3 separate regions of the Homo sapiens genome follow, and regions 1 and 3 are each linked to region 2. A link is a loop called in an ENCODE intact Hi-C map of the cell type or tissue named here. Cell type or tissue: IMR-90. All regions are shown on one strand.

Region 1 (8,000 bases), 420 kb before region 2:
CTTATCAGCTGTAGGAGCGGGGCCTTGTTACTGGTGTGGCACCTCAACGAGCAGCAGTAGCATCCCCTGGGAGTTTATTAGAAACGCAGAATCTCAGTTCAGCCCTGCCAGGTCAGTATCCGCATTTCCACCAGGTCCCCAGGGGATTTATAAACTCCTTAATATTTGAGAAGCACTGGCCTAGCACTTGTTACTTAACCTCTCTAGGTCTCCGAGGTCCCATCTGCAAAATGGGTGCAGCAGTCTCCCTTTATTTGTGGTTTCACTTTCTGCAGTTTCAGTTACATGCAGTCAACCACAGTGCAAAATGATTAAATAAAAATTCCAGAAACAAGTAATTCGTAAGTTTTAAGTTACGCACCATTCTGAATAACATGGTGAAATCTCCTGCCATCCCACTCCATCCTGCCCAGGATGTGAATCTCCCCTGTGTCCAGCGTAGCCGCACTGTCCATGTTGTTGGCCATTAGTCACTTAGTAGTCACACTGATTATGAAACGGACAGATTATAAGTAGAAGCAGGAATACAGTAAAATAGATGTTGAGAGAGAGAGGCCACATTCACAAAACTTTCATTACAGCATATTGTTATAATTATTCCATTTTAGTATGGGTTGTTGTTAATCTCTTACTGTGCCTAATTTGTAAATTAAACTTTATTATATGTGTGTATGTATAGAAAGAAATATGTATGTATAGGGTTCGGTTCTATCCTTGGTTTCAGGCATCCACTAAGGGTCTTGGAATGAATCTCCCCTGGATAACGGCTGGCTACTGTATAACAACAGTAGCTCTCTCATAAGGTTATTGTGATTTTTAAATAAGCTTGTGGCCATAAAACACTCAGCCTAGTGCTTGGCACACTGTAATTGCCCAGTGGATCTTAGTTTTTGCATTGTATCCCTGGTGGGATTAATCCTGGGGGCTGTCACGGTTTTGACTTCCTCAAGACCCACTTGAAACTTGCAACAGAGGAACAGTGCTTGTTACTGCTTCACCTGCTCTTGAGGCTGCTGGCTCCAGCAGGACCTGTCCCCCTTGGTTATAAACCACAGAAGCCCTATCGTCAGCAGCACCTGCAGTGGTGAAGATGGTTTATAGGGATCCACCCTCACTCTTTGTCCAGTTTCTCCTGTGATTCATAGTCCTCACTAATTGTTTTCCTCCGTGGAAGCTAACTGGCTAGGAAGAGGCTCAAACCTGCAATACTGGCCTTGATACCGCCATGTTTCCAAATGCAGAGATTATTTCTCTAGCCAAGATGGCAGCTGTCAAATCCGCCTCATTCCCAGCGGCATAACTATAAATCTCCAAACCACAATTATGTAGAAAAATGAAATCTGTTAATTAAATATGAGCTTGTAACTTTCAATCAAGTACCACCGGCAAATATCATAGAGTGGTAAAGCAGTTGGTTCTGAAGACAGACTCTGGTTTTGAACTCCAGCTCAACCATGTAGCTTACTTGTTGTGGTTTCTTAACCTCTATAGTTCAATGTCCTTATCTGAAACTGGGGAAGGGGGATGATAGGAGTACCTACTTCGTAAATGATGATTTAATGGGTGCAGCACACCAACATGGCGCATGTATACATATGTAACAAACCTGCACATTGTGCACATGTACCCTAGAACTTAGAGTATATTTAAAAAAAAAGAAATCCAGGGCCCACATTAGCTTCCTGGTGTGTGCACCCCTAGAATGCAGAGAGCTGGGTGCCTACAGCTGCCATCAGCAGGTAGCGAGGCAGTGGCTGATGGCATGGGGGTATAAAAAAAAAAAGAGTACCTACTTCAAAGATAATGCATATAATAAACTTGTAAAAGTCGTGAAAGACACTAAACATTCTAAAGATGTTAGTAGTCATGATTCTTATTTCTCTCTCTAGTTGTGTTGCCTGTGGATTCAAAGAAGAAAACATTCTCAGAAAAATGGAACCCATTCTTCAAGTAAGGGAATGTGGAGAGTGACATTCTCCTGCTAGTAAGGACAAGAGATGATAAAATTGAACTAAGGTGATCACAATGGGAATGAAGAGAAGCAAACACATTCAGGAGATATTTCTGGGTCCATAGGACTTTGTGACTTCTTGAGCACAGTGGCGAAGGAAAGACAGATTTAAGGTTTCTAGTCTACATTCATATATGGATAGTGATGACTACAACCCATGGGAAACATAGAGAAAGTTTCATTAAAAAAAGGACAGGTCCAAAGGCAGTCTACAAACTTCAGGGGAGTACATGCTCTGGTCAATAAATGTGTAGTTATTCAAAATGCAAGGTTCGATAAACATAAGAAAATGTGCCAAATTCATTAGTCATCAGGGAAATGCAAAGTAAAAGCACAATGACATACTAGAATGGCTAAATTTTAAAGGACCAATGATACCAAGTATTGATGAAGACGTGGAGGAACTCATTCAACGCAGGTGGGAGTGTAAATTGATACACTACTTTGGAAAAATGTTTGGTAGTATTTATCAAGGCTAAAATATGTTAGCAATTCCTCTCCTGGTTATATGAATAGTCTACAAAAATATATGTATGAAAATGTTCAGTTATTCACAAAAACTGGTAACAAGCTAAATAATGTCTTAAATGTAGAATGAATAAATTGCAGTGTGCTCATACTATTGTCTGAAATTGTCACCTAGTAAGTGCACAGCAATGGAAAAGAATAAGCCACTGAATATCATAGACAAAATATTGACTTGAAATGTTTAGATAGACACACAAGAAAAGTTCTGAATGATGATATTTACATGAAGTACAAGAACAGGCAAAACTAATAGCAAAAAAAAATGTCATTAAGCTGTACACTGAACATGTATGCATTTTACTTTGTGAAGGTTATAGCTCAATAAAAAAGTAAACTTTATAAAAGAACACAGGGCTAAAATCTTGGAGCAGTTCTTGGAAGCAATACACATGAGAAGGGCTGGAAATTCTGGTATGCACTGGAACTGCAAGGCTGTAGTGGTAATTTAGTATTCAAAATGAGTTGCTGGCTCTAACAGAACTATCAAACACTGCTTAAGGTCATTCCTGGAATTCATAGTGGTTTTGGCGTTTGTCAATTTTGGTCCCAGTGGAATCTGTAATAAGCCTCTAGAAGGAGCTGAATGGTGCAAAGAGAAGGGTGTGTCTCATAAACTATCAGGAAACTCTGGGGAGCCTGGAAGGACTGTGTGTATATCACAGAGCTGCCACAAGAGGGCACTGCCTCAGTCAGGAGGCGGTGGCTCCAAGTGGCTCTCAAGGCATGCCACCCACCTCCACCGCGACCCAGGAGCTTGGAGCTCTCCCCAGCAAGAGTAGTAGATGGTGTGTCCACCTGAGGTGGGACTGTGGTGTGGATTCTTCTGCTGGGGTGGCTTCAATTAAGCTGCTTCCTTCCTCAGGTGCAAAAAAAAAAAAGAAGAAAAGAAAAGAAAAAAAAAAAAAACAGCCAAAAGTGGCGTCTTCTAGTTCTACAAATTCCAACAGTTTAGATACTGTATCTCAAGTATCCCCTCTATTTGCTGTCTGTTTATTCATGAATATTTTTTGAACACCTACTATGTGTATTGAGGACACAACAGTGAGGAAGACAGAAATAGCTGCTGTCCATATAGAACTTAGCTTTAAATAAAAGAGAAAGACAGGAAGCAGGATGTATTCAGATTATAGTTAGTGATATGAGGAAAATGACAAGGATGATGTGGAGGGCAACAATTTTAGATAAGGTGGTCAGGGACTGCCTCTCTAAGGAGCTTATGTTAAAATTGAGGCTTGAATAATCAGAAGAAAGTGGCCATCCAAATAGCTGTGGGACGAGCCTGGCACAGACGAGAGTAAGTGTCAGTTCCAGAGTGGGGAGCACACTCGCTCTCTGCCACCCAGCACGAGCTACCTGTGGGGATTGGGCTTAGAAGCACCTAGTATGCCTCTCCACCGTTTACTCAATATCACCTTTTACTTAATATTAATGCTCTCTGGTTTTCCACCTCCTCTCAGCAAGGAGAGGAAACGGCAATTTTCCACCAGCAAACATCAGTATTCTGGGATTTAACTACCCATGAGTTAGAACTCAACATGGCAGCAGGGAAACCTATTGGATTTAGAATGCATTTGCTCAGAAAGGGAGCGTGTACACCTAGAGATGGTTCTAACGGGACATAAACAATAAAATCGCAATTACGTGTTAGATTCCCCATAACCGCTGCCTGTAATTGATTTCCAAGTTTTTGTTTTTCCTTTTCTTTTCATCAGATGGGTAAGGGTAATGTGCCTGCCACATCAAAACAAGGCTTGAGAGAGGCTTGAGATGCAATTATGTATACAGAAGCAGGAAGGAATCTTGGCCCTGGTGCGCTCCTGTCTTCCCCATGTCCCCTGAGTACCCTGGGCTTATCCAACCTTTTAGTAATTATCACATGGGATTGCCATTCTCTCCTCTAGAGCAGGAGCTATTCAAGAGCAGAGACCATGTGGAGTTTGTCTTGCTGAATGCAGCTTCTAGTTCATTAGCTGGTGCTTTGCACACACTTGGTAAGTGATGGTGAAATGCATGCATGCACACATGCCTGAGTTAATTCATCACCTCAACTCAGTCTATGCTTACTGAGCACCTAACACATGCAGGTATTCCTCTAGATGCTTAGAACATGGCAATAAGAAAGACAGACAAAAATTCCTGGCCTCACAAAGGTTGTCTGATAGTAGGAAGCAGGAACAGACAGACAATAAATTAAATAAATAAGACCAGGGTGGCTGTTGTGTATCACCTGAAGGTAAGACTAACAGGTGAGGGTGTCAGTCAACAGAGGGCACCCTGATGTGAGATGAAGTAAACCTTATTAGGACTTGGCCTTGACTCAGAGGACTAAAGAACTATCAGATATCTGTGAACACAGGATGGCATGATCTGACTCATACTTCTAAAGGATCAGGAAAACGCGACTGGGTTTTAGAACCGGGGGCCAAAGTGTCCATCCTGTTCAGTTATAAGCACCAAAACAGAGATGCCCTTACTTGGGGGCAAGAATAAAAGAAGTAGAAACTTGAGGCTCCCTCTGTGAGCTACATGGAACAATACTCTAGATGGACTGGCTCTGGGGTGTACCTGCCACAGTGCCGCCATATCATCTGCCTCTTAGCTCACTTTTGAAGGTGAATGTCAAGGGTGAAGGGTGGTGGCCTAGAAGGTGAGCACTGCTCAATCTCGGCCTCAGTGAGGGAATTCCAAAGGCTGGGACTCTCCGTCGGGGTTTCCAGTAGTATGCAGAGACTCACAGAGCAGACTGAGCTCCGCTGGGGTGCAAAGACTGCTCTGCAGAGTCTGTTCTCGGCAAACAGCCAGGCCTACCCCAGGAAGGAGCTCAGGGTCTGGAGGTGTCATCAGGTCACATTTATCCAAAGGGATCATTCTCATGGTCCTCTTGTTTCTCCCATCCAGCAAGCAAGGGATCCTTCCTTTTTATTTTCCTGTCCTTTTCACACCTGTCTTTCTCCATCAGATCGCAACAAGACCTTGAATTCACCCCATAACCGCTGCCTATAACTGATTTCCAAGTTTTTGTTTTTCCTTTTCTTTTCATCAGATGGGTAAGGGTAATGTGCCCGCCACATCATAACAAGGCTTGAGGGAGGTACATTTCACACATGAGTATGAAAACCCAATCATCACACTTAGGAACCACAAAAGGATGGAGGGGAACGGTTTTTTGGTTTTGTTCACTGTCTCTGCTGGTGAGACAGAAACCTCTATTCTGTCTCTCTGGCTTCCCTTAGAACCTGCAAGAATCCAAGTCTCAGTGCTCCTGCCTCACACCCTCTGGTAGGCATCTGCTGTTTTTGCATGCCCAGCTGGATTTTCCTTTGCAAAGCACCATTCTACCTTAAGAGTCACTGAGGTTCAGGTAGGGCTGATCCCCCGCTTACCTTGAGACACAATGATGAGACCTGGCCAATCAGAATCATGGTGATCATTCAGGGCACAAGCTCGGCCCATGCAGGTCAGCCCTGGGACATTTGCAGACATTACTAGGAAAGGGGTGCAGTTTGCGCTACTGGGATTGCTCCAGTGGTGAGGCAAAAGCCTGAGGCTACTGTTTTCAGCTTGGCCACAACCCAGCGAAAGCCCATCAGTGAATACGGCCATTGCAAAAGAAAGCAGTTAAGGCATGAGGAGGGACAGCATCAAGGCCACCCCATTAGAGCTCCTAGACCCAGCCAAGCCTGAAGCCATTGCTGCCCTAGGCTTTTCAGGTACAGGAGTTGTATTAGTTCTCTTTTGCTGGCGTAAAAAATTACCACGATAACGGTAAGGATAGCCTAAAACAACACAAATGTATCCTCTTACAGTTCTGGAGGTCAGAAGTCCAAAATCAAGATGTTGGCAGGGCTGTGTTCCTTCTGAAAGCTCTAGGGCAAAAGCTGTTGCTTTGCCTTTTCCAGCTTCTAGAGGCCACCTACATTCTTCGGCTCGGGGCCCTTCCTAACACTGCTCCAAACTCTTGCTTCCATCCTCCTGTCTCCTACTTCTGTAACCAAACCTCTCTGTTTCCTTTATAAGGATCCTTTTCTTTATGTTGAGACCACCCAGATATTCCAGGATCATCTCTGCCATTTCAGGATCTTTGACTTAATCAGATCTACAAAGCCCCTTCTGCCATAAAAGGCAACGTATTCATGGGTTTCAGGTATTAGGATGTGGATATTCATGGATTCTGGGGATGAGGATGTGGATATTCATGGGTTCTGGGGATTAGGATGTGGACATTTTGGGGTGCCTTTATTCAGCTGACCACAGGAGTCCATGTCCTCCTTTTTTTTTTAGAGCCACGTTAGGGCGGGAATCTGTCACTTACAATAGAGTCCATAATACGTATTCCTAAATCCACACCATCATCTTACTTCTGAAGAACAGACAAACCCTAGTATTCAGTTCATCCAATCAGAGTTATAATTTCCTTGTATCACACTTCAGTATTTTTAATTTTGGCCAGCAGTACAGAATAGAGGTTAGGAACACAGATTTTGGATTCAGAAAGCTTCGGTCTACATATTGACCTTTCCACTTACGAGTTAAGCCTTTTAAGCTACAATCCTCCTGATCTGTCAAATGGAGATAATGAAAGCACCTGCCTCAGCTGGTAATCGTAAGAATTAAATGAGATAATGAATGCATTGTGCTCACACTAGAAGGTCAATGCTCGATAAATAATGCTCTTTCCACTAAGATTGCAGACATGACTCCTTCCATCTGGTATTACACTGATTTCTTTTATACAATGTGTCTCAATTAATTGCTTCATTTTTATTTAGCTCCTTTAGAAGTGGCTCCAGACTCAGAGAATGTACCTTGTTGGATCTTCACACCAACACCTACATTTTAACGGTGTTGTTGGCAAGCGGTTTCACAGAACAGACAACAGAGACAACTTTTTGCAAGCTGGCCGTGACTTCCTTCCTTTATTCTCTCTCTTTATTGCTGACATTGCTCTACCTCCAGCGCAACCCTACCCCATCTGTGAGGTCGGTATTTTTCAGCCACGCTAAGCAAAGACTTTTCTTCATCCCTGTGTAATTTTGTTCTTTCCCCAGCTTATTTAATAACTGTGGGTTTTTTTTTTCATGTTCTTACAGAAAGTGGGGTTGCTCCTCCCCTCTGTCAAATTCCACTTGCCACTTAATGCTCCAGTTTAACTCTGCAGAAATTATTTCGGCCTGGCACTCCCTGGGCATTGCTTTTGTGTGCAGGTGCCACTCTGGGTGGAGTCAGGGCATGTGTTTAGAACTTGGCAGTGCTACCTCAACAACATAACAGGAAACAACAGGCAGCGGCTGCACGGAATGGTTCAAGTTTGGTGGCCAGCAAGGGGCAGTCATCTGTGACATGTAACAAGTCATGCTGTGTGGTTCACGGAGGCTGATGTTTCAGCAGATTTTTATATCCCAGATACAGGCTAACCGGAGGAAACAGGATAGGAACTTCCTAGAGACAGGTAAATTGATGC
Region 2 (8,000 bases):
GCATGACACCGAGAAGAGGATCAAGCCCCAAAAAGGGGACAGGATGAGCAGGCAGACTGCACAGAGGCCTGCCAGGCAGACCATCCAGCTCCACAGCTGCCCTGAGCTCTTCTTGTATTTGCAAAATACTGTCCCACATAGTACTGTGGGGACAGCCAGGCAGATCCATGCTGTGTCCGAGAAGAAAGTGCTCATTCTCAGTGACTTGCTGCACCTTCAAGTGCTCAGGGCCAGTGAGTCTAGCGGGCAAAGGCTGGCTGGAGGCAGCCTGAGTTCTGTGAACAGAGAGTCAAGAAGGGAGGGGAGAAAGCAGCCCCAGCCCCTTTCAACTGAGCATAGATTAAGCATAATCATATTCCCAGTGGGTAATTTAAACCAGTGTGCACTTCAACATAAATACCAAGGCACTTCCTATTTGACCGCTCTCGCCCCTCCCCACCCCCTGCATACACAACACATGCACATACTCACCCACAAACACACACCTTCTATTTTTTTTTAATGACAGTCCACCTCTGGAGCGATGACTAACTGGATAATAATTGACAGAATTTGAACTGCATGGAGAATAACAGGAAGATCCTCTAGCTCACAGGAAAATACTGTCTTCTTCAAGAGCCTGCAGTATGTCTGGGTGCTGAGTCCTTTTTCTGACTCGGGAGTGAGTGAGAGTGTGTGTGTGTGTGTGCGTGTGTGTGCATGCATGCATATAAATATAGGCAATCGATGAAGTTTGGAAAATAGATTCTGGAAGGGAAGGCACCTCTGATCTGGTCCATAGCTTCAGGACTCCTACAAATCCCAACTGAGGCAGGCTGAAGGGTTGGATGGAGAGGGATATGAAAGTAGAGGAAGATATTCCTTGGTAGAGGAAAGTGCTTTGGTCTTGCCTGAGTGGAAACATGCCAGGGAGAGATAATAATGACAATTAACTAATAGCGGCTAATATCTATTGGTAGTTTTTTGTGGCAGAGGCTGTGTATAGCTGCTTATTTGTTCTTTCTCTTTATTGTAAGCCTATTCTATGCCAGCCTCCATTCACTGGGACTCCTCTCATCCTCCTTGAATACAATATCCTTATGAAGTTGATTCTAGTATTATAGTAATTTTACAGGTGAGGAAACCAGGACACAGAGAGGGTAAGAGACTTAGTCAAGATCACACAGCAGTGGAGTCTTGCAGCCTGATCTCAGAGCTGTATGCCCCTAAGCATTCTATTCCACTGCCTGCTTTAGGCAAAAAAAAAAAAAAAAATTAGTGCATTATGTGCTAGATCTTTCCTACTTTCACCCCATTTCAACCTTATAAAACTGTTTGAGGTGGGTGTTATTATTATGGTCAGTTTACAGAGAGAAAAACTGAGGCTGGGAAAAAATAAATCCCTTACTCACAAGCGGCTTAAAAGCCAGCACTCTGCAACTACAGCACCACCTAACCGTGCTAAGCCAGAGAGGGGTCACCGCACCTGGGCTCAGGGCGTGCCCCATGTGGGCCACATGCCTGGCTGGAGGGAGGCAAGGTTGTGATAAAGGCTGGACTTTGGCATAGCTAGAGAGAAACATTCTCTATTTGAGGTCAGTTTCCCTCTATTCAAATCTAATCTTAACTCCACTACTTATTAATTACATAGTCTTGGGAGGGTCACTTCACCTCCCTAGATCTTCATCCCTTTGGCTATAAAATAATATCATATCCTGCCTGGAACAGTAGAAGGAACCTCATAAATGCTAGTGATTCATGTTTTTTAAACAGGAGGAGAATGAAGAATAAGAGGAAGTCGTGTAAAACAAAGTGTCCAGTGGAGTATAGACTTGTCTCAAAACACGTGCTGGAGTTAAATGAGGGGCAGGAGGAGGAAGGGAGAGGATGCCTTTTGTGGATGATGTTGGGGAGGCAGGACTCGGGAAGGAAGGGACCCAGCAGCGTATCCCCTGTAAAGGGAGGTGAGGCAGAGCCCACCTGGGCTCAAAGCCAACTCAAGACCCAAGGGAGAAGGGGTGGGAAGCAGTGTCTTGTGAACCATTACTGTGCTGTGGGACTGTGGGGTTGGACAACAAGGCAGTTATGAGGGTCTGCGTGGAGTGATGGCAACTGTTGTCTGCCCTCCCAGCCACATGGACATTTGAGTCAGGGAGACGTTACCAGCTCCAGGCCAGGAAGCTTAGGGGCAGGGATCTGGAATTGCCTTTGGCTAGCCCTGAACTCTCCCTCCCTCAACAGACCCCAATTCCTTCCTGGGTGCCATCTGAGCCACAGGGCACCTCTCACAATCCTTGTGGCCTCACCAGCCCAGAGCATCCTGGCAGTTAGCTCCGTTCGAAAAACAGCTTCCAGGTGGGGAGACAGGACTAGCTATGGCTCTTCGCTGAGAGTCTTGGCATTTGGTCAGTGGCTCCCACATTTGGGCTGAGCCAAACACCTGCGCAGGCTTCCTGCCAAGTGCACGCCCACTTGAGAGAGGTGGCTTTTCTCCTGGAGGCAGCCCTTGCGAGTTCCCAGACCTACTCTGTCCTGGGGCTCCCAAGGGGAGGGTAAAATCTATGAGCAAAAGCCACCCTCAGGCCACACAGAAGTCCCATGAAGGATACTCCCTGAGCCCTGATGGTGAAGGGGCTGAACAGTATTAAGAACATGAGCTTTCGGGTCTCACAGACTTCTAAATTGAGTTCGAATCCTGGCTTAGCTGTGAGGCACTGGGCAAGTTACCTGCCCTTCCTAAGCCTCAGTTTCCTCTTCTGTAAATTGGCGGTAGGAGGAGTCTTTCTTCCAAGGGCTGTTTTGAAAAGTGAATGACACCATTCTTGCATCGTCCCTGGCACTTACAGGCACTCATGGATGGTAGGCACTTTTCTCATTGTTGAGAGTACCCACTGCCTCTTAGCCTTTTTCCTCTGAGCAGAGAGAGAGGTTCTTGACAGCTACCTCCTCACTCATTTATTTCTTCTTTCAGTTCAGCACTCGGCTGTTTCCTTTGTCATCCTTCAGATATCTGCTTAAACATCACCTCCTGTCACCCAATCTGAGTATCTCCTATCAGCACGCTTTATTCATTGCCTTTGTTGCGCTTAGCTCAATCCACAATTATATATTTACTTTGATCAGTTTAAGAACGTTTTCTGTCTCCCCTACTAGACCATAAACTTCATGAGGGCAGGAACCTTATCTGTTTATTGTTTTTCCTTTACTGTTCACCACGTGCACAGTCCAGTGCCTGGCACATCACATGTACATAATTAATATTTGTTGGAAAAATATAGGAAGAATCACATCTCTATTGAGAGTCTTCTAGGTGGCCAGTTCTGCACCAGCCATGGAGGAATTCAGTAGTGAACAATATAGACCCGGTTCCTGGCCTTGCAGAGTTGAGGACGCAGTGCTTCCAGGAGGCCTGCTGCAGGAGCAGAGACTAGTGGGGGTGCACGGTGGTGGAAAGGAAGGCTATTTACCAGTTGGGGAATATATGGAATTGCAGAATCCCCAGGTGAGAACTAGCCCAATCCTTTCTAAGCCCTGAATGTCCTCATCCCAACCTCAGGGTCAGTCCATCTCAGAGCTACCGCTGAATGAAGATTTCCTGCATCCTATTGAGCTAAATCGTGTCCCTTGTTTGTCCCCACCATTTTGTCGTGAAGCTATTCTCGAGGCCATCATGGCTTGGCCAGTGTCCCCTTGCTTGCAGGCTTGCTCTCAGCCTTCCAGGGAAAAGGAGCCAATTGGACCAACTCATTCTTGCTAATGACGCCAGTGGGTCAATGTGTCATTTCCTCCTGCCAGCAGAGGGGCCTTTTGGAAAATGCCATCTGAAAACAAAACATCCTACCCAAAAGAAAGGATTGCCGCCCCCCCAAAAAAAATTGCTGGGCAAAAAATGCTGGGGAAAAAAAAATGCTGAGAATCCTCCAATGTACACTTTCTTAGAATTGGTGGATGTTGAGTTTAGAAGAGAACTTGAAGAAGGAACTTCCCATCTAAAATGGGAATTCCCTCTGTAACATCCCCACCAAGTGGTCATCTTGTCTATTGCCAGAACATCTCTGAGAACAGGCACTTCACTTCCTCTGAAGGCTGATTTTCCCATTCAAGATGGCTCGGGATATTAGAACATTCTCCTCTAGGTCAAATTCATCTTGACGTTTGTCTTCCCACTCCACGTGGAGTCAGAGGATGTCTTGTTCTATTTCTTTCAGATATTTGAAAGATATTTCAGAGCTCAAACATTTTTAAAATCACATTGTTACAATAATTGAAGAACATTTTCCTATGATGAGGGTAACATAATGACGGCATGATTTGCCAAGCAGAGAATGACTGTGTGTTGATGTCATAGTGACCCAAAGTTCAGGACATGGACAGGGTGGTACCAGCCATAACAGATCATCTCAGGGACATCACAGAGATCTTGTTGGTAATACGAGTTTTTTGTTCGTTTGTTGCTTTTTGAGCATTAGGGTGATAACTAATGTTTGGAGTGTTTGTGATTGCGCAAATATCATGTATTACATATTTATCTATTTTATACAGTGGGCAGGAGTGGGGAGACTAGGAGAAGATAGCCAGAACTTGGGGCTGGACCATGCCTTTTTTCTATCTTTGAAATAATACGTGGTAAAGATGTCTAAACTCCTCAATTATCATAAATTCCAAGTAAGTCAGATCTCATTTTTTTTTTTTTTTGTATAGGGTTTCAGGGATCTGCAGCCACTTCTCAGAATGGCATCCAATTACTTACATCTCCCCTGAAAGATTAGGCCCAGAACTGGGCACAATATTTTCAGTACAGTGCAAAGAACATAGAATAGAGTAAGATTATCACCTCCCCTATCCTTGAAGCTTTATTTTTGCTTATGTGTCCAAAGACTTATTTGCTCTTTTAACAAAAGTGCCCTATTCTTGACTACCACGGTGTTTGTTATCAAATAAAATTCGTTTTTATAGTTTCTGCGTCACTTTTAACTTTTTATAGTAAAATATCATACACATGAGGAGAAATTATCCAAAATATAAATAAATACCCATTCCTCCATAGTGATATAAATACATTATCAGCTAGGTGGATGAGAAGAGACAAATCTCACATGCTGAAGAATTATAAATAATGGACATAAATACTCCTTACCTCAAGGACTTGGAGTGTAACTCCCCATTAAGTGTGAACTACACATGGTAACTTTCTTCCAGAGTGCAGCATGAAAACAGAGAAACAGAGCAACGTTACCACGTAGAAACCAGACGAACACTACCCAGGTAGTGAGGGTCAGCACCAACAATGGCAAATCATGTTGATAGTATGATGTGATTTAAAAAAAAAAAGGCAACTTTATCATTGCAGAACATTCTATGAAATACCCAGCAAGTATTGGGTCAAGGCCATCAAAAAACAAGGAAATTCTGAGAAACAGTCACAGCAAAAAGAAGCCCAAGGAGACGTGACGACTAAATGTAATGTGGAAACCTGAGACAGAAAAGAGACATGAGGTAAAAACCAAGGAAATCTGAATACAGTATAGACTTCAGTTAATAATAATGTATTGGCCGGGCACAGTGGCTCATGCCTGTAATCCCAGCACTTTGGGAGGCCGAGGTGGGCATATCACGAGATCAGGAGATCGAGATCATCCTAGCTAACATGGTGAAACCACATCTCCACTAAAATTACAAAAAATTAGCCAGGCGTGGTGGCGGGCGCCTATAGTCCCAGCTACTCGGGAAGCTGAGGCAGGAGAATGGCATGAACCTGGGAGGCGGAGCTTGCAGTGAGCCGAGATCGCACCACTGCACTCCAGCCTGGGTGACAGAGCGACACCCCATCTCAAAAAATAATAAAATAAAATAAAATAATAAAAATAAAAATACTAATGTATCAGTATTGGTTTATGAATTGTGACAAATGCCTCAGTGTGAGGTCAGATGGAAATTCACATCACAACTTGGTATGTAACCAGGCTATTTGCAGAGTGGTGTGTGTGTGTGTGTGTGTGTGTGTGTGTGTGTGTGTGTATCTGTCTTTCTGGGGGCATGTATATGTGTATAAACCTGTATGTGTGTGCTTGTGCACAGGTGTACGTGTGTGTAGGTGTGCCTGTGTCTGTGTGTGTGTAAGTGAGGGTACGTATATCCATATGTAGGTATGTGGGTATTCGTGTATGTGTGTACATGCGTACATGTATGTTTATGTACACATGTGTGTAGAGTTGTGTGTCTGTGTCTGTGAGTGTACGTATGGGGTATGGGGCGGATGTGGGAAGCGTGTGGGGGTGTCTCCATTCATGTGTGTGTATATGTGTGTGTGCACATGCATGTGTAGATATGTGTAAGGGTGTTGTACAAGTGCACACATGCATAGGTGCGTGGATGTGCATGTGTGCAGGTATATCTGTATATTCGTGTGTGTCTTTGAGTGAATATATGTGTATGTATGTGCAAGTGTGTATGCATAAGTAGAAGTGTCTATCTCTGTATCTGTGTCAGTATATGTATGTGTGTGCATATGTGTACATAAGTAGATGTGTATATCTCTGTGTGTAGGTATATGTGTGTATGTGAATATACATGTAGATGTGTACATGTATCTCTCTGTGCTTAGGTACATGTGTGTATGTCCATGTGTCTATGTATATATAGATGTGTACATCTCTGTATCTGTGGGTAGGTATATGTGTATATGTGTATGTGTGTATATATGTAGATGGGTACATCTCTGTATCTGTGTGTAGGTATATGTGTGTATGTGCATGTGTGTATATATATAGATGGGTACATCTCTGTATCTGTGTGTAAGTATATGTGTGTATGTGCATGTGTGTATATATATATATAGATGTGTACATCTCTGTATCTGTGTGTAGGTATATGTGTGTATGTACATGTGTATATATGTAGACGTGAATGTGTGTATATATATATATATATACCTCTGTATCTATGTGTAGGTATATATGTGTGTATGCATGTGTGTATATACATAAATGTGTATCTCTCTGTATCTGTGTGTAGGTATGTGTGTGCATGTGTGTGTATATTTAGCTGTGTACATGCATCTCTTTGTATCTGAGGGTAGGTATACGTATGTATGTGCATGTGTGTATATACCTAGATGTGTATGTGTATCTCTCTGTATCTGTGTGTAGGTATGTGTGTGCTTGTGTGTATATATGTAGATATATACATGTATCTCTGTATCTGTGTGGGTATATATGTGTGTTTGCATGTGTGTATATATGTAGATGTGTATGTGTATCTCTCTGTATCTGTGTGTAGGTGTCTGTGTGTGCACGTGTGTATGTGTTTGTGCACATGCACTGCCAGCGAGTCAACCAGTCAGTCCACTTCCAACAAGTAGGCCTGCTCACAGCTGCTGGACCAGAGGAAGGCTGTTGAAGGCCGATGTGGGTTCCCTCCTTGCTCCATTACAGCTCTCAAGCCCAGCTGCTAAGCATCTCCTTGGGCTCTGCAGTCTGTAAACTGGGGATAGTATTAATAGTGTCTCCCTCATTGTGTTCTTAGGAAGGTCATGTGAGATAAATGCTGGTCAAATGTCAAGTACAGTGTCTGGTCCAGATTTCTCATTCAATAACACTTGACTTCAGGAACCTCCTCCCGACTGATGGGTCAGAAATTACCCTGACTTGCATGTTCTTTACTCTTCCTATGGGTTTCTATTTGTGGAGACTGCTCCCTAGCCAACTTTGCCTTTATCTGCCGCTTATGACTATAAATCAAAAAATGAAGCAATAAGGGTAGGGTGAGGCAATCCACTGAAATTAAACATTAATAGATTTACCTGATGATTGGCTTTTAGTCCACTCCCTGATTCATCAATTATTTGCTAAATGTTTATTCCGGACCAATAATTAGAGATACAGACCCCTCCTTGCCCTTGAGGCTTGCGTGTGCGTGACGAGTAAGGCACGCTCCTGCATGCCTTTGTGTTCCATACACAGTGAATCAGTGAATTCTGTTAGTAAAACACAGATTGAAAGATCCCTGAACTCTGTCTCGAT
Region 3 (8,000 bases), 200 kb before region 2:
AGGTCTCATTAACTCAATACAATAGAGACAAAGATAGAAATCATTAGGCCTGTGGAAAGTGGTAAGTCATTAGCCTCAATCAGATGCTCATTGACTTCAAGCTGGTCAAACTTGTGCTCTATTTTGAAAGGAAATAATAAAATGAAAGACCTTGTATGGAATGTATAAATCATCGAGAATGATGCCTAAAAGCTAAGGTGTAATTAGGGACGTTAGAATGTTTTTCAGCTCTCTAGTAACAGAACCCACATGTAATCTCATTGAAGTTTCATAGCTGACTTTTGCACAAGTTTTTGAAAGAACATTAGGTACAAAATCAGGGGGATGGCTCAACTAATGCACGGCCTTCCACTCTTACAGAGTTGTATATTACCCAGTAGACAATAAAATCTGTGACTGCAATACTGGTTTTTAGTCTGTCATATTTATATAAACCTTGATATTTTGTAAGTACAAATGTATTGGCAATTTTGTTGGCCTAATACCAATCAGTACAAATAGATAGGTGTGGGTATAGGTATAGGTGTACTTATGGGAATAGGTATGGATACAGATGTACATGCCTAGGCACCTTAGCATACTCCCATTTCTGGAATGTAGCCCATAGTGTTTTTTTTTTTAAGAGGAAAATATGGAAGGGACAATGGGGTAGAGAAGACAGAAAGTGGAAGGGAGACTTATAGGCCCAATTCCCAGCCCATCCCCTGAGGTTGACCACCTCCCTTTCTTCAGAACTAGGTCAATCATCTTACTCTGCTCCTCTTTCATTTCCAGGGCACCATTTCTATTATTAAGGCCTGAATCCAGCTACCTTATGATGATTTATTTTAAACAGGACTCTGGTTCACAACCACTCTACAGGATAGATTCAAGCCTGTAAGACGAAGGAAATTCAGTCTTTGAAGTGGAACAATATCTGAGGACAAGGGGTGGAGGAGGCCTCTTATTACCTCTTTTAAACAAAATACTACAAATATTGCAGCCATTTCAATACTTTCATAAATAAATACAAAAAATTGTCATTGTACACCAATTTTGCTGATGACATGAAAGCATTTCAAAGAATACACAGTAGGCATTTTTTCATTTGCAAATTTAACATGCATGATTTTGACAATTTGTGAGAGATCCTGGAGGAGCATGACATGTAGCAATTTGTAATTTTGCTAAGGCACTAATTTGAATCACCTCCACTGTGAGCTAGTGTGTGGGGAATTAGTCATTCAGGTGGTCAATGAGCCAATACCTGCATCGTGATGCTAGTTTGTTGCTCATTGTTGATGAATCTGGGGGATTCTGGAAAGTTTCAAGACAAATATACTACTAGTTGACTACACAGTTCAATACAATTAGCTGTTAGAATTGTATATGTAAAAACGCAGATAGATCTCATTGGGGATGACCCTACCTGACCACTGGAGCCAATTGCAGGTGTCAAGAGTGGTCAAAACCAGATAACCCACCTCTGTTTTACATTCTATCAGGGCATTGGGGTAATAATTGGCATAATAATCTAGCACTTACTTGTTTGCATCATATAAACACTGAGGTGTTTTTAAAAATATTCTGTCCACCAGTGTTGAGTAGTGGTATGCTTCCTCACCTGTGGTAGATACCATTCAGTGCCTGCCAATGCCCATCCTCCACCTCTTTGTTACTCACAGCCCCTCATTGTTGTCCATGACAGTAGTGGATCCAGTATCTACTTTATCTACTCCCCTAATGTCTAGGGGTGGCCCTATGAAGCCAGTTCTGGCTAAAGAGATGTAAGAGGAAGCCATCTGGGAAACTACCAGCAAAATTTCGCTTTCCTATGAAAGCGACGATGTGGCCTAAACCATTGCCCCTGACTTTCTGCCTTGAACTTGGCCATGAGGACTAAAGCTATAGCAGCCTTCTTGCAACCACAAAGCCATAAGCAACAGAGAATGGCTGGGTTCAGGCCTTAATGGAAGGGAGGGTGGCCTGGAGGTAAAAGCAATAAGCAGAGAAATAATGGGAGCAACAATGTGTTCCTGACATTTTTGAGCCACTGAACAAACATTGCCTGTGTCCTTCGTATAAGAAAAATAAAGCCCTGTTCTCTGTCAGCCTTCATAAGTCAGTAGATTTGTTTTCTTATAGCCAAACACAAATACATCACTCATAAAAACACATCATTTGAAAAGATAATACCAATACCTCAAGACTCCAGTCCCACATTCTATGATTATAAAAGGCTAAGAGGTTCTTTCAGTGGAAAGCTTGATCCCCCAGACCTACTTACTTTACTCTACTAGACAGAGCATAGAGCTTCCATAGGAATCTTCTCTCTGATTTCCCCCATATTTCTTTCAGTGGGTGTTCACGCCTCAGGGAAAAGTGGACTTTTATCTATGGTGTGTCATGATATCGCTTTCTATCTGCCTCATGTTTGGTGTCACCTCTCAGTTACCAATGAACTATTTCAGGAAAGAGAAAAATCCTAGGGAAGGAATGGCAAAGGTTGTTAGTGGTTTATTATTGATTTTTTCTGAATCAAATTAGAAAGACTGTTAAGAGCCGTGGAGAGCCTGAAGACTTCAGAAAGGGAACTAAACTCCAGGAAGGTCCTCTCCAATATTCCTGTGACAAGTCTACACATGTGCCATGAAATATGCAGCTAAGCAAATTTTTTTCCAGGAACTCTACCAACCAGGAAGATATAAAGAGCATGCTTCCATTTAAAGGGCAATAAACTTCAACTTAATTAAACTAACTTTTTGGAAGCAGCTACTAAGGGCCAGGTTGTATGAGAGGAGCCAGGTACATAAAAAGGGACAAGGGTCATAGCCGCAAGGAGATCACACTGTATGGTGAGACATATGCTCCTTTGATCGATCAGCTGAGAATTCTCCATTTTCATTTTTATCCAGGTAGGAATGTAATAACTTCATCTTCCTGTATTGTGGTGTTTCTCCGTCTCTATTACTAAGCCAGATGCTGTTTACGGTACCTCATGCTGGGGGTTGAGAGGTAGATAAGCTCATTAACTTACCATTCATCCTCAGCCTATGCCATTCTGCAGGCAGGATGCCCAGCCTGGATGCCAACTTTTTACAAATAACTATTGAAACTGTCAGTTATCTTCATGAGCACTGCTCCGGTGAAAGAACAGCATAATTGGGGTGGGGGGTGGTAAAATGTTAGTGAGCTCATTTTTTTCACCAGCAACAGTAACAAAACATCTTTCTGGGGATAATATATTTACTCTTATTATTTGGTTCATAGCAGGTAAATTCCAAATAATACAAGAGTGAAAAATATCCAATTCCTTAGCTTTTAGGAGAGGTAGGACATACAATCTCTCAAGTTCCAAAAAATACAGAGATCATGGGACCCTATATCTTTTTTTTTTTTTTTTGGTCTGATTTTAAACAGAAAAATCCTGATGCTTATTTTTCTTCTTAGATATTTGTATGCTTAAATACAAGGCAGCAGGACTATAAGAAAACCCCAGTGTTAACCCTCAAGGAAAAGATATAAATTTGAATGATCTATGACATTGTCCTCTAGGACAATGGATGGTTCATTATTAAGTCAACCAAAATGTAATTTCCAGTATCCTTTCCATCCCTCCTAGTCTATAAATCCAAGACTCCAGCAATTTGCCTACTCCTGCCCATCCCTTAAAACTCAGCTCAGCTGCCAAAACCCTAGTGAAGGCTTCCTCTCTCCTGTGAGCATTGCTAACGTTTCTTTTCTCCTAGTCTCCCTTTATCTTCTGCTTTCTCTCGTCTGGCCTTTCTCAAGCCATATTCTAATTGTTATTAACCCTTCTGTCTTTCGCCTTAGTGAGGTCCTAAGAGATAGGAGCCAAGTTTATTCACCTTGTATCCCAGGGCCTGTAGTTCTTGGTATACAGGATATCCTCAATAAGTATTTGCTGAACGGGAAAGGAAAGAATGAATGTGGGAAGGGTGGAGTATCTTGGCAGGTGCTTGCTACTCAAAGAACTAGAGCTCCATGGTGCAGCAAGGGAAAAGGTCTCTGCCTCCCAGCAGAGGGCAGCAGAGAGCTTAGGAGCAGAAACTCCCTGCAGGATGATTAACTCCCAGAGAGAGGGTTTTCCCAGAATTATGGGTGGGAAAGGCCAAGTACCACCAAGAGAGGCAGCTGATTGGATTAGGTGGTAATTGAGATAGTTGAGAGGTGTTTGCAATTAATTTAAAAGGGGAGCCATGTACTTTAGTGTCGACAGGCAAAATCTGGCCAGGTGTGGCTTGTCTGGGCCTCAGGAGGGACAAGGGAGAGGCTAATCCAATCCAATCTAATCTAATCAACTGCCCCTCATGAACAAGATCCCAGTGTAAGCCAAAGTTCAATTAGCCAGGGTAAAAAACAAACCCAAACTCACACATACACTTACGGAACTTTAGGGTGGAGAGGACAAACCCAGTGACACTAAAAATCAGAGACACATCATTCATTGTCAGATGTCACGGTGTGCTCAGGTAGGACATCAAACCTGGCAGAAGTGTATAAGGACGCTAAGAAACAAAAGTGAGTCCAATATAACTGGGTGAATTGTGTTTTGTGGAACAGGGCCTCATCTGAAAGTCCATAGCCCTGGGAATTGGATTCCCAGCAGGGAATGGGCTACAACTGATCTCAATGTCTTGGTATTCATGAGGAAGAGGAAGAATAGAGAGCAAACCTAAACATCAACACAGAATGGGTCACTAATGGGTAGCCAGAATTTTAAAGAGACTTAAATACTAGATAGCCTATGAGGCAGGATCTGAGCAGGGAGACAAACCTTGAACAAAAGTCAGTGACAAAGAGAAGGTTCTGCTGGTCAGCTCAGAAATACCAAGGGCACAGGACCTGAGAGAAGGAGTCTGGAAACAGTTGTGTTTTGAAATCACAAACCTGGCCGGCCGCGGTGGCTCATACCTGTAATCCCAGCATTTTGGGAGGCCAAGGCGGGCAGATCACGAGGTCAGGAGATTGAGACCATCCTGAATAACACGGTGAAACCCCCATCTCTACTAAAAATACAAAAAATTAGCTGGGCGTGGTGGCAGGCGCCTGCAGTTCCAGCTACTCAGGAGGATGAGGCAGGAGAATGGCGTGAACTCGGGAGGCAGAGCTTGCAGTGCGCCGAGATGGCACCACTGCACTCCAGCCTGGGAGACAGAGCAAGACTCCGTCTCAAAAAAAAAAAAAAAGAAATCACAAAGCCTCTCCCTTCACCCTCCTGAGGACCAGACAAGCCACACCTGGCCACGTTCTGCCAGTTGACACTAAACGACATGGCTCGCCTTTTACATTAATTGCAAACACCTCTCAACTGTCTCAAGCACCATCTAATCCAATCAACTGCCTGTCATGAACAAGGTCCCAGTGTAAGCCACAGTTCAATTAGCCAGGGTAAAAAACAAACCCAAACCCACACACACACGCCGTCACAGAGCTTTAGTACCGGGTTGCATTTTATAATTCCAAAGCCCGGGACTTTTACTGCTGACAGTATGGTCTGTGGAGCAGAAACAACATCATTACCAAGGAGGTTGTTGAAATGCAAAATCTCAGTCCCCACCCCAGACCTACTGAATCATACGTAATCTGCATTTTAACAAAATCTCCAGATGGTGTGTGTGCCCATTAAATTGGGGAAGCACTATTCACCACCACCTGATCCCTGCCTGCACCTCCGACTGGAACCGGAGACACTTTCCATCCTGACAACAATGTTCCAGCCATACCAACCTTCTTTCCGTCCCTCAAATATGCCATACTCAGGGCAGGCATGATGGCTCACTCCTGCAATCCCAAAACTTTGGGAGCCTGAGGCAAATGGATCATTTGAGGCCGGAAGTTCAAGACCAGCCTGGCTGACACAGTGAAACCCCATCTCTACCAAAAAATACAATAATTAACCAGGTATGGTGGTGCACACCTGTAGTCCCAGCTATTTGGGAGGCTAAGGTAGGAGAATTGCTTGAACCCAGGAGGCAGAGTTTGCAGTGAGCCAAGATGGCGCACTCCAGCCTGGGCCACAGAGCAAGACCCTGTCTTAAAAAAAAAAAAAAAAAAATCATGCTCATTCCCAACTTAAGATCTCTGTCCTCTCTGTTCCCTCTCTCCACAACCATGGATGGGTTTCCTTGACATTCAAATCTTTATTTTCAGATCAGCTCTGCACAGAGGCCTTCTCTACATACCCAATACAAATGAAATGCTTGAGCAGTCTCACCTACGTTCTGCAATTTGACTTCCATGCATAGCGCCTGGTTGTTTGCCTTGAACATTCGTCAGAATCACCCAGAGAACTGTTACAACCCAGATTCCTGCGTCCACCCCTAGAGTTTCTGATTCAGCAAGTCTAGGGCAGAAGCTGAGAATTTGCATTTCTAACAAGTTCCCAGGTGATGCTGACACTGTTAATCTGGGATCACTCTTTGAGAATCATCGGCACTGTCTCACTACCTGATGATATTTTCCTCATCACTCTTTTCTGTAGTGTCATCCGCACTCCACTGGAGTGTCTGTTCTATGAAAGCAGGGAGTTTGTATGTTCTGTTCACCCTGTATCTCTAGTGCATGATACATAGTAGGTGCTCTTTAATATTTGTTGAATGAAGAATGGAGTAATTAGTAGCTAATCCTTTTCATTGTAGATTTTGGATCATCTGCATTTGGTTTAATCTAATTTTGCAAGAACTTTGCTTTCCATCCTGTGCATATATGTAACAGCCGTGAGAGACTATTCATTAGACACAATTTAACTTACAAAAATGTAAGCCACACACAGAGTTGACATCTGTTATTGACGGTATGTTTTAGGTTGTGAACTTCATTAGTTGTCCTTCTACTTGAGGATAGAGATTCTATCCAACACCATATTTAGAAAATAGCCCCTTCTTTTTAACAACACAAACTCAGTGGCATTCTCTTTAAATTGGGGGCAACATCCTCTTACACACAACACTGAAAGCGGAAAAGTAAACAATTCGATACATTCATACAGTCGTTCTTTCATACTCTGCAGAGTAACATTTCTCATACATCACAATTAAATACATCATCATAAGGTTTAACTAATCACTATGAATACATCTCAGTAACAACCAGGTCCCTGTAGTGCTAGTAAGATTATACTTCACCTATCGATCCATTGAGCTTGCCTCTAAGGAGCCTTAACAAGTCACATGTTTTCCTGAAATTACTGAAGAAACCAGTTCACTGTGCAGTGCCTCAATCACCCCTCCATTTGCAGATTCTGGAATATCCACATGTATGAGTCCACAGATAACTGTGTTTATCTGCTTCTCCTGCTACCTAAACACTGTCATAGCCATTGCTACCTCTACCTCCTCCCCTTCCTAGCTAGTTCCTCCTGGTGGGTCTCCTGCCCACATCTGGCTCTCTGACCCCACCAGACTCTGAATCTCCTCTTCCCTGTGAGACATTTGTTTTCATCTTTTTAATGCTGAGGCAGAAACCCTCCCTGCATAACAAGGGGCCAGAATCAAAGTCCAGGCTTGCAACCTACAAATCTACTGCTAAATTCGCTCTAAAGTTGGCCACTGGGAGAAGCACCTGGGGAGGAAGGATGAGGCATAGCCTTGCTAATTAAGCCAGATTCAAGGTGTCTGGAGTCTTGTGTAAGATGCTGTAGTTAAATGTCAAAGTCGAGGAGTCAGCTGGTAAAATGACAAACCGTCCCTGTCAGAATGCTGACAGGCAAAGGCGGCAGCAGTGGCTGGGGAGACGCCAGCTCTCTGTGGCTCACCTGTGTCACCTCCATCCTTCCTGAACACTCGTGACCAGCGACCACATTGAAGAAAGCAGACGGGCTTCCACCCGGCTACACTTGTAAGGGATCCTTAAAAATACTGACACAGATGACAGTGAGGGTCTCAAAGGAGGTCTCAACACAAGCCAAGGGCTGAGACCAGAATCAAACACAGTATCAATTCAATAAAGCCTATTTGAAGGCTTTGAAGATCCAGTTTTGCTGTGTACCTATATATTAC

What was found. A loop is a pair of places that touch in the nucleus more often than their neighbours do. Peaks named below come from ENCODE experiments on the same cell type or tissue, not always from the same donor. Only the 100,000 strongest peaks of a DNase experiment are listed, where the experiment ranks them.
Region 1: it touches region 2 in a loop (19-fold over the local background); 4 of 110 quality-filtered maps call a loop at or near these places.
Region 3: it touches region 2 in a loop (16-fold over the local background); 72 of 110 quality-filtered maps call a loop at or near these places.

Annotation. Positions count from the first base shown.
Region 1 is chr16:82,452,009-82,460,008 of GRCh38, reverse strand. It overlaps the pseudogene LOC124903788. Among named protein-coding and RNA genes, the nearest start is that of CDH13, 170 kb to the left of the region's middle. In IMR-90, a CTCF peak has its summit at 3,199 (motif pointing right); no DNase peak of the experiment used is centred here.
Region 2 is chr16:82,027,620-82,035,619 of GRCh38, reverse strand. HSD17B2 (hydroxysteroid 17-beta dehydrogenase 2) reads right to left here and starts at 367. Exons shown (of 5, transcript NM_002153.3): 1 at 1-367. The coding sequence starts at 195. In IMR-90, a CTCF peak has its summit at 3,999; a DNase peak (open chromatin) is centred at 3,989; H3K4me3 peaks cover 128 bases; H3K27ac peaks cover 1,720 bases.
Region 3 is chr16:82,226,240-82,234,239 of GRCh38, reverse strand. No RefSeq gene overlaps it. Among named protein-coding and RNA genes, the nearest start is that of MPHOSPH6, 60 kb to the right of the region's middle. In IMR-90, a CTCF peak has its summit at 4,021 (motif pointing right); a DNase peak (open chromatin) is centred at 4,029; H3K27me3 peaks cover 278 bases.